Regions from separate parts of the Homo sapiens genome. Here region 1 is linked to region 2. A link is an interaction called in ENCODE POLR2A ChIA-PET data of the cell type or tissue named here. Cell type or tissue: Caco-2. All regions are shown on one strand. Links, peaks and the distances in the headings refer to the core of each region. The heading gives the core; the rest is flanking DNA.

Region 1 (4,402 bases), core at 105-4,104, 470 kb after region 2:
GACTCTTTTTTTTTTTTTTTTTTTTTTTTTTTTCAGATGACCAATGAAAGGATCGGTCTGCCTCTCCAAAGTCCTCAGAAAGAATACCAAAATTGTGGCTAGGTCTGAGAAAGTTTTTATACAATGTCATGGGATTGGTAAATCCATTGTAGCACTGGCTTATCTGTCAAGGCTGACATATGGCAGGGTAACGCTTCCTTCCCTAAGCATTTTTCTTTGGTGAAAGAGAAACTCTGGTCCCTATGAGAAAAGAATATGAGACTGACTCAGAGTCCTATTCATGTTTGATGCTACTGGGCACAGCTGTTTCTGGCTTCAAGGCATCTATCACATCTATGACTTTTTCTCCAGCAACCCCTGTGATAAAGTTCATGAAACTAGAATCCCCATAGAAGAATGGTGGCTGGCACTATACTTTGGGGACACAAGTTGTGAAACTCTCAGTGGCCCAGCATCCAAATTTCTATTGTGCAGAGTCTTCTCTGATTTTGGAAAATGCCTTACAAAGTTAGGATGTTGAGACGAGGCTCATGGTGATGACACAGGCAGGTTTGTTTATGGAGTGGGGACAAATATTTTGAATCCTGCTTGCTGTTTGTTTTGTCTAATGTACACATAAAACTCAGAATGATGTTACCAGGGATATTGCACATCAAGCACTTAGCACGGTGTCTGGCAGGTGGAAAGGGCTCAGTAATGGGAGATACTGAGTGGATAATTACAATAGCATCTTAAGTAGGCTTCCTGCCTCTAACTTTAACCTTCTCTGTTCCTCCCTCTAAGCAAGAGTGAAGATGATGACGATGACGATGATGATGATAAGGGTAGTAATTGGTTTCCCGTTATCAAGCACCCACTGCATGCCAGTAAGTGTTTGCTTGCACCACCTCATTCAATCCTTTCAATGGTTATCAATATTATTATGCCAATGTGAACATTGCAGAAAATGAGGCAGAGAGAGGTTGTGTTCACTTGCTAAAGTCTTGCAGCTTGTAACTGTATGAGCCAGGATTTGAACCCCACCCCTCCTCTTAAGCACTTTGCTATGCTGTCTTTCATTCACCCATCCAATTATTACCTGTTGAGGGCCTACTACCCTCTTAGTATATGGTCTACCCTGTTCAAGCCTGGTATAGACTGAGTGTTAACTATATGGTAGAAATTATTGTTATTAGTTATTATTTTTATTTAGATAATTTTGCCTCATAAGGGAGGCTGAAATAATTATAATATTTGTCCTGAAAAGTGTAGCCAGAGAGTATGATATGAAAGGATGCACATTGCATTAGGACCCATGAGTCCTGGCTTCTAGTTCCAGCTCCCATCCCCACTCACTGTGCTACATTAAGCAGGGCATTTCCCCAATCTGGGCGCCGGGTATCACGGGTTACCTCTCAACTCAGCTGTTACAAGTCCCTTCCGTCTAGAGGAGAGCATCAAAGCCAGGAAAAACTAAGCTTCCCTAAACCTGCAGTGCTTTACCTGATGGAGCCAAACTCCATGTAGCAAACCTAAAACCTTGATGCTGTGTAAATTGGCACATACACACAGCTTCCACGTGGTGATGACTATCAAAACAAGCTTTTGTCTACCCCACAGGGTCAGCCTCCTTTCTGAAAATCAAGCAGCTGACTGAGTCCAGGTCAAAGTCCCAGTGGGAGTGAGAGCCCAGAGCAAAGCGTGCACTTACATTCCATGATGATGATGCTTGGTGATGAATGAACCAGCTTCTTGGCAGGAAGGAAGTTCCTACAGGTTGAGGTGATCCTCCTAGCAATGTGTTTATTTGACAGCCTAAGGCAGCAAAAATTCACAGAGAAGAGAAAAGAGAGAAGAAAAGGGCATAAAAGAAAGGTTATTTAAGAACATCAGGATCCTCCCTGGCCAGCCAAACACTCATAAAACTAGAGCAGAAGATCATATAAACACATTGTGAAAAAATAAGGTAATCGGAGACTAAAAAGGTCCTAGAGAGGTATTAAGGCCAGGAAACATGTACTTTCTCTACCTTAGTACTTAGGCTCATTAATTTTTATTTAATCTACTTGGCACATAATAAATACTCAAGAAATATTTGTGAAATGAATGAACTACAGGAAGAAATCATTGTTGACTATGGCTGCCAATGACGGTGTCACAGGTTAAATGGGTGGTGGGAGCTGGGTACAATTTGAATTGCTAGAAAAAGAAAATAATTCAGAAAGACCATCAATTTTAACAAAGATCCCCATGAGAGAACAAACTTGGCTTGTTCTGTTGGGAGTTAAATTATTCAAAAGAGCCTAGACTATTTTGCAGACAATTTCCCTGGAATTTTAGTGATTCAATATCATAAAGGTTGATTTCTTATTCATGTTGTATGCCCAGCAGGTAATGTAAGGGGGCTCTGCTCCACATAGCCATTCAAGGATCCAGGATGATGGCAGGATCCGTTGACTACTTAGTCTTAGCTGCATCATCTGCAATATTAGTCCGCCATGGTCACCACAGAAGGGGAAGAGAGCTCATGGAGAACCCACATCTGATTTGTGTGCTTTGGCATGGGAATGACATGTATTCCCTCTTCTCTCAGCCCAATAGACAGAATTGGACACATGGCTCCACCTGACTCTAGTAGGCTGGGACGTACAAAGAACCCATGGCTCTGTTTCATAGCAGTCATTAGGAGAGCAACCTGCTAGAGTGGTAAACACATTTTAGGTAAGGTAGAAAAATAATTAAGTATTTGTAGTTCTGCTATGACAATGCATGACCTAGAAGTATCTCCAATAACATAGGAAAACCCCTTCTATGGTGTGCCAAAATTTGTCAATATATTAAAAGAAATCTTCATTCTTTTCATTTTATGATTTCAAAGCTGTTAGAAAAGGACTCCAGTCTTTTGAGTCCATAGCCTCTTCTCAATGACATATGAGTGAATTCAGGTGCCTGCAAAAATTAATTCTTAGGGAGGGCAGAGATTCTAAACTTACATAGAGCTGGGTCCAAATTCCAGCTCCACCACCCTCCTCAAGGCCCTTAATCTTCATCTCTGCATTCATTCATTTGGTTAATATTTACTATGCACCAGCCCATTAATCAAGAAAGATAAAAGGGAAATACTCTGACACAATTCTTATCCTCAGTAAGTCTTCAGATTATTGGATAACAACTAAATGAAATGGACTGATACAATTAATATTAATATTTTTAAAATGTCTATACTACCCAAAGCTATCTATAGTTTCAATACCATCCTATCAAAATCCCAATGGCATTTTTTTTTTGCAGAAATAGAAAACAAATTCTAAAATTCTTATGGAACCACAAGTTACCCAGAAACCAAAGCACTATTGAACAAGAAGAACAAAGCTGGAAGCATCACCCCTTCCTAATTTGAAAATATGTTTCAAAGCTACAGGCATTAAAACAATACAGTACTGGCATAAAGACAGACATGTAGACCAATGGAACAAACAGAAAGCCCAGGAATAAACTTGTGATTATATAGTCAATTGATATTTGACAAGGGTCCCAAGAACACACTTAGAGAAAGAGTATTCTGTCCAATAAATGGTGTTGGTAAAACTGGATATCCATGTGCAAAAGAATGAAAGTGGACCCTTATCTTACACCATACACAAAAACAAACTTAAAATGAATTAAATATTTAAATTAAGATCTGAGGCTATAAAGCTCCTAGGAAAAAATGGGAAAAAGTGTCCTTGATATTGACATTGGCAATGATTCCTTGGATATGGCACCAAAAGCACAAGCAACAAAAGCAAAAACAGACAAATTGGACTATATCTAACTAAAAACCTTCTTCACAGAACAAAAAAACTTCAAAATGATAATACAACTAACAGAACGGGAGAAAATGTTTGCAAACCATAGCTGTATATATCATTAAGGGTTGATATCCAAACGATATAAGAAACTCCTACAATTTACTAGGAGAGAGGGAGAGAAAGGGAGAAAGGAGAGGAGAGGAAGGAAGGGAGGGAGGGAGGGAGGGAGGGAGGGAGGGAAAGAATGAAAGAAAGAAAGAAAGAAAGAAAGAAAGAAAGAAAGAAAGAAAGAAAGAAAGAAAGAAAGGAAGGAAGGAAGAGAGAGAGAAAAAAGAAAGAGAAAGAGAGAGAGAAAGAAAGAAAGAGAGACAGAAAGAAAGAAAGGAAGGAAGGAAAGAAAAGAAAAGGAAAAGAAAAGAAGAGAGGAAGCAAAGAAATAAAGAAGAAAAGAAGGGAAGAAGGGAGGAAGAAAAGAAGAAAGGAAGGAAGGAAGTGAAGAAGAACCAGATTTTTCAAGGAGTAAAAGACTTGAATAGACATTTTCCCAAAGAAAACAAACCAATGACCAATAGCTATGAAAAGATGCTCAACATCATCAGAGAAATGCACATCAAAACCACAATGAGATCTCA
Region 2 (4,402 bases), core at 207-4,206:
TAGAAGTAGGTGTGAGTAAAATGCCTCTGGAAGTCCTTCCTGGACCTACCTGAAATTTTTCTTGAAACATCTCCTTTGGGCACATCTTCCAGAGTCCTGAAAACAAACACTTTGTCCCAGTAGTTGGAGCCGTAATCAGGGACTTTGAACTCTAGGTAAGTTCCCTCCTACCCCACTCTTCTTTTTGGAAGGGCTGGTTTAGGCCAACCTCAGATCAGAAGCATAAAGTGAAATTCTGGGCTCTGGAGCCAGTGCTGGCTACAGATCCCCCCTTTTTTTTTTTGAGATGGAGTCTCACTCTGTCGCCCATGCTGGAGTGCAATGGTGCGATCTTGGCTTACTGCAACCTCCGCCTCCTGGGTTCAAGCGATTCTCCTGCCTCAGCATCCCAAATAGATGGGACTACAGGCACACGCCACCACGTCCGGCTAATTTTTTTATTTTCAGTAGAGACAGGGTTTCGCCACATTGGCCAGGCTGGTCTTGAACTCCTGACCTCAGGTGATCCACCTGCCTCGGCCTCCCAAAGTGCTGGGATTACAGGCGTGAGTCACCATGCCCGGCCTACAGTTCTCTTTTGATGTGAGCTTTCATCTTTTTCCAGAGTGGACCCCAGATGGGTACACACTAGGCACTCCATTAGCATGTCCTGAGTGAGGGGGTGGATGAAAAGAGGCTTAGCTAATGGTCATCCCGGAGGAAGTAATAATACGATGGTGATAATGATACTAAAATCAGTCATTTTCTGGGTGCTTATGTACTCTATACCAGGCAGTAGGCTGGGTGTTACATACAGATTTTTTTCATTTGCTTCTCAAAAGATACCCTTTGGTATAGACACCCTGGTGTCCTTTTAAGAGATGAGGATGTCGGGGTTTACCCCAAGTCCCCATGATGGTAAAGGGCAGAGCCCAGATTTGGGGCTAAAGAGTCTGATTCAAGAGCTCTTGCATCTGTCCACCAGGTTGTGGGGCCTACCTGACTCAGTTGTCAAAATGCTCAAGCTTTGAGTTGGCCTCGTGTTGATGTCCCCAAGGAGCTGCCCTGCTCTGTTTTAGATCAAGATGACTTAGGTGAGCTCATAAAACTGGAGGGGCAAAATTTTAGATTCTCTGTTTAAAGAAAGGTAGGGACCTACTTGTCCATGGACAGATTGACTAGATCGTGCTTTAACAGAAGTTCCCAAACATTTTTTTCATTTTTGAGACAGGGTCTTGCTCTGTTGCCCAGGCTGGAGTGCAGTGGCATGATCACAGCTCACTGCACCCTCAAACTCTCAGGCTCAAGTGATCCTCTTGCCTCAACCTCCTGAGTAGGTGAGACCACAGGCATGCACCATTATGCCTGGCTAATTTTTTTATTTTTGTAGAGACAAGGTCTCCTTATGTTGCCCAGGCTGGTCATAAACTCCTGGTCTCAAGCGATCCTCCTGCCTCAGCCTCCAAAAGTGCTGGGATTACAGACATGAGCCATTGTGCCCGGCCTCATGAAACCTTTAAAAAGAATGAGCTAGACTGGTACAAGTTCCTCCAATAATTTCATCTTTAGTTAATAATTATATACATTAAATATCTATGTTTCTATACAAGGAGAAAAGGTCTATAAGATATATAACCAATGTTTAAGTGTTGGTTAAATCTTATACTTTTTCAGTTTTAAAATTATATTTATTATTTTAATCTGAAGTTTATATTTTTTCAATTAAAAAATAAATCAAAAACACAGAAGGATATACAGGGAAGACTCCTCCCTTTTCCTGTCCATAGCCTCCCAGTTTTTCTTCACAATGGCAGCCACGGCTTTCCATTTATTATGTGTCTTTTTAGAAAGTGTCAATGCTCAGACTCCAATTAGGAGAGAGAGTTTTCTTTTTAGTGCGTACTTGTTTAGTATCCATTGCTTGAATTTTTCACAAGCATGGTTTTAAAAAAATCAAAGATAACAAAACATAATCATTAAAGGGCACAACTATTTGACCCCGTCTTACCCCCAGCTTCAGAAGCAGATGCTATGAGACTGTCTCTTCTTTAACTGAGACAAGAAACTGTGTTCTCTGGTTCTCCAATAGCTACAACAGTGGAGCTTTCAACTGGGGTGGAGGAGAAAATCCCGAGGTCTTTGATCTCTGGTCCCATCACCTTGATTGGTCTCCATGGTAACCACCATATCCAAGTAGGTGGAGAATGAGTCCTATTGTTCCTTCCTCCCCACCTTCATTCCACCTTAATTACCCAGGCCTTGGTTTGCATTCATGAGCCAGGAAGACATGCATGTAGATAAAGTGACTCACCTGCCTCCTCTGTTCCTTTCTTTACCTGCCTTCTCTAGCTACAAGACGCCTCCATTGCTCTCATGGTCCTGGGTTCAAGTCTCAGTTATCTGTGTGATTTAAGCCTTATGACCCTGTACAGGGAGCACTTTGCACCTGAAGGCCTGGCTTTCTCATTTGTGGCCAGGCTTGGTGGCTCATGCCTGTAATCCTAACACTTTGGGAGGCCGAGGTGGGAGGATCACTTGAGTCCAGTAGTTCAGGACCAACCTGGGCAACATAGTGAGACCCCGTCTCTACAAAAAAATAAAAAAAAGTTAGCCAGCCATGATGGCATGCACCTGTGGTCCCAGCTACTCCAGAAACTGAAGTGGGAGGATTGATTGATCCTAGGAGGTCGAGGTTGCAGTGAGCCATTATTGCACCACTGCCTGGGCAACAGAGCGACTCTGTCTAAAAAAAAAAAAAAAAAATGGCCAGGCATAGTGGCTTATGCCTGTAATCCCAGCACTTTGGGAGGCCAAGGCAGGTGAATCATTTGCGGTCAGGAGTTCGAGACCAGCTTGGCCAACATGGTGAAATCCTGTCTCTACTAAAAATACAAAGTTAGCTGTGTATAGTGGTGCATACCTATAATCCCAGCTACTTGGGAGGCTGCTGAGACAGGAGAATCGCTTGAACCTGGGAGACAGAGGTTGCAGTGAGTTGAAATTGCATCACTGCACTCCAGCCTGGGCGACAGAGCTAATTTTTGTGTTTTATTGGAGACAGGGTTTTTCCATGTTGACCAGGCTGGTCTCCAACTCCTGACCTCAAGTGATCTACCCGCTTCGGCCTCCCAAAGTGTTGGAATTACAGGTGTGAGCCACTGTGCCTGGCCAACATCACTTTCTCTAGGGTTTTTACTTGATTCACCAAGACGTTCACTTTAGTTGCTCCCAAATCTTAGTATTTGTCACATTGTATGACAGCTGTCCATTTCCTTACCTGTAACCACCTACTTTAGTTTGTGAGCACCTAGAAAGCTGGGTCTGTGTTCTTTTTGGTGTTTAATTTCCTGGCAGAATATTTCTTCTAGAACATTCTTGGTAGATGTTTGGATATATTCATTGCACAAATATTTATTGAGCAGCTACTATGTGTTGGGCACTATAGTTATGAACCAAAGAAAAGATCCTTAACCCCAGGGAGTTTATGTTCTAATGTGGGTGGATGCATGGATGTGGTCTCTGGAATGCCTGACCATCAGCAATACGGATCTTCTTGTAGTTCTCCAGATACATGGGATTTTCATCTCTGCATTTGCACGTACCGTTCCCACTGCTTATGGTGTCCTTTCTCCAGTGTTTGCTCAATCTCCACACCCTAGCTGGGGGGAATAAATCCCTGCTATAAACCACTGTGTCTGTGACCCTCTGGCACTTTGAAAACCCAGTTCAAGCAGGGTTTCGAGTGTGTGGGTGCCCCTGGAATGTGGACCACAAGGGAATCAGGAGAACATCTCACACTTGACCTTTGCAGCTCCAGGACCCAGGTCAGGGCTTGGCACTGAGGAAGCCCTTAGCAGACATGTGCTAAAGAATGAGGGTGTGCCATCACATCCTCGCTCCTTCTGCTTCTGGCTGAGGACTGATTTAGTCTATAAGGGGCCTCTTCCACAATTCTGATCTCATCCACTACTTAATAATGAGACTAATTTAACTCTCAGAGACCGGTGGCAGAGGCCTGGCCAGGGCTCTGGGATTATCCAGAAACACGCTTCTCTAGGATGGCCAAGTGACCTGGTGGGCCTTGTAGTGCCCATTGTTCCCAGATAACATGCACATTGTTTATTAACAACATTGATTGACTTTTCTGTTAAGAGAAGTGTTCCTTTCTCACATAGACAGTGTTTAAGTTTTGTTGAGAAACAAACATTCATGCTATAGCTGCACAACTGTAATTATTTGGGGGAAGGGGGATTTATCCAAGGCTTGAGGGGATGTAGGGATGGGGCAGGCAGCCTTTTCCCCTGGGCAGGCTTGTTAGGACCCTGTAGGGGGCCACAGTCTCACACAACTGCATTTGATGTAGGCCTAGCTGGCTGTCTGGCTTCTCTGTTTCTGAAGATGAACTACATTTCTAGAAGAAGAC

Evidence for each region. Peaks named below come from ENCODE experiments on the same cell type or tissue, not always from the same donor. Only the 100,000 strongest peaks of a DNase experiment are listed, where the experiment ranks them.
Region 1: POLR2A ChIA-PET joins it to region 2 with 10 read pairs; 1 of 35 experiments calls an interaction of 5 or more read pairs at or near these places.

The regions. Positions count from the first base shown.
Region 1 is chr12:115,312,494-115,316,895 of GRCh38, forward strand. It overlaps LOC124903082 (a long non-coding RNA gene), which reads right to left. Exons shown (of 11, transcript XR_007063592.1): 8 at 1,691-1,794. Among named protein-coding and RNA genes, the nearest start is that of LINC02463, 570 kb to the right of the region's middle. In Caco-2, for the core only: no CTCF peak of the experiment used is centred there; a DNase peak (open chromatin) is centred at 1,648.
Region 2 is chr12:114,839,566-114,843,967 of GRCh38, forward strand. No RefSeq gene overlaps it. Among named protein-coding and RNA genes, the nearest start is that of TBX3, 160 kb to the left of the region's middle. In Caco-2, for the core only: no CTCF peak of the experiment used is centred there; a DNase peak (open chromatin) is centred at 2,156.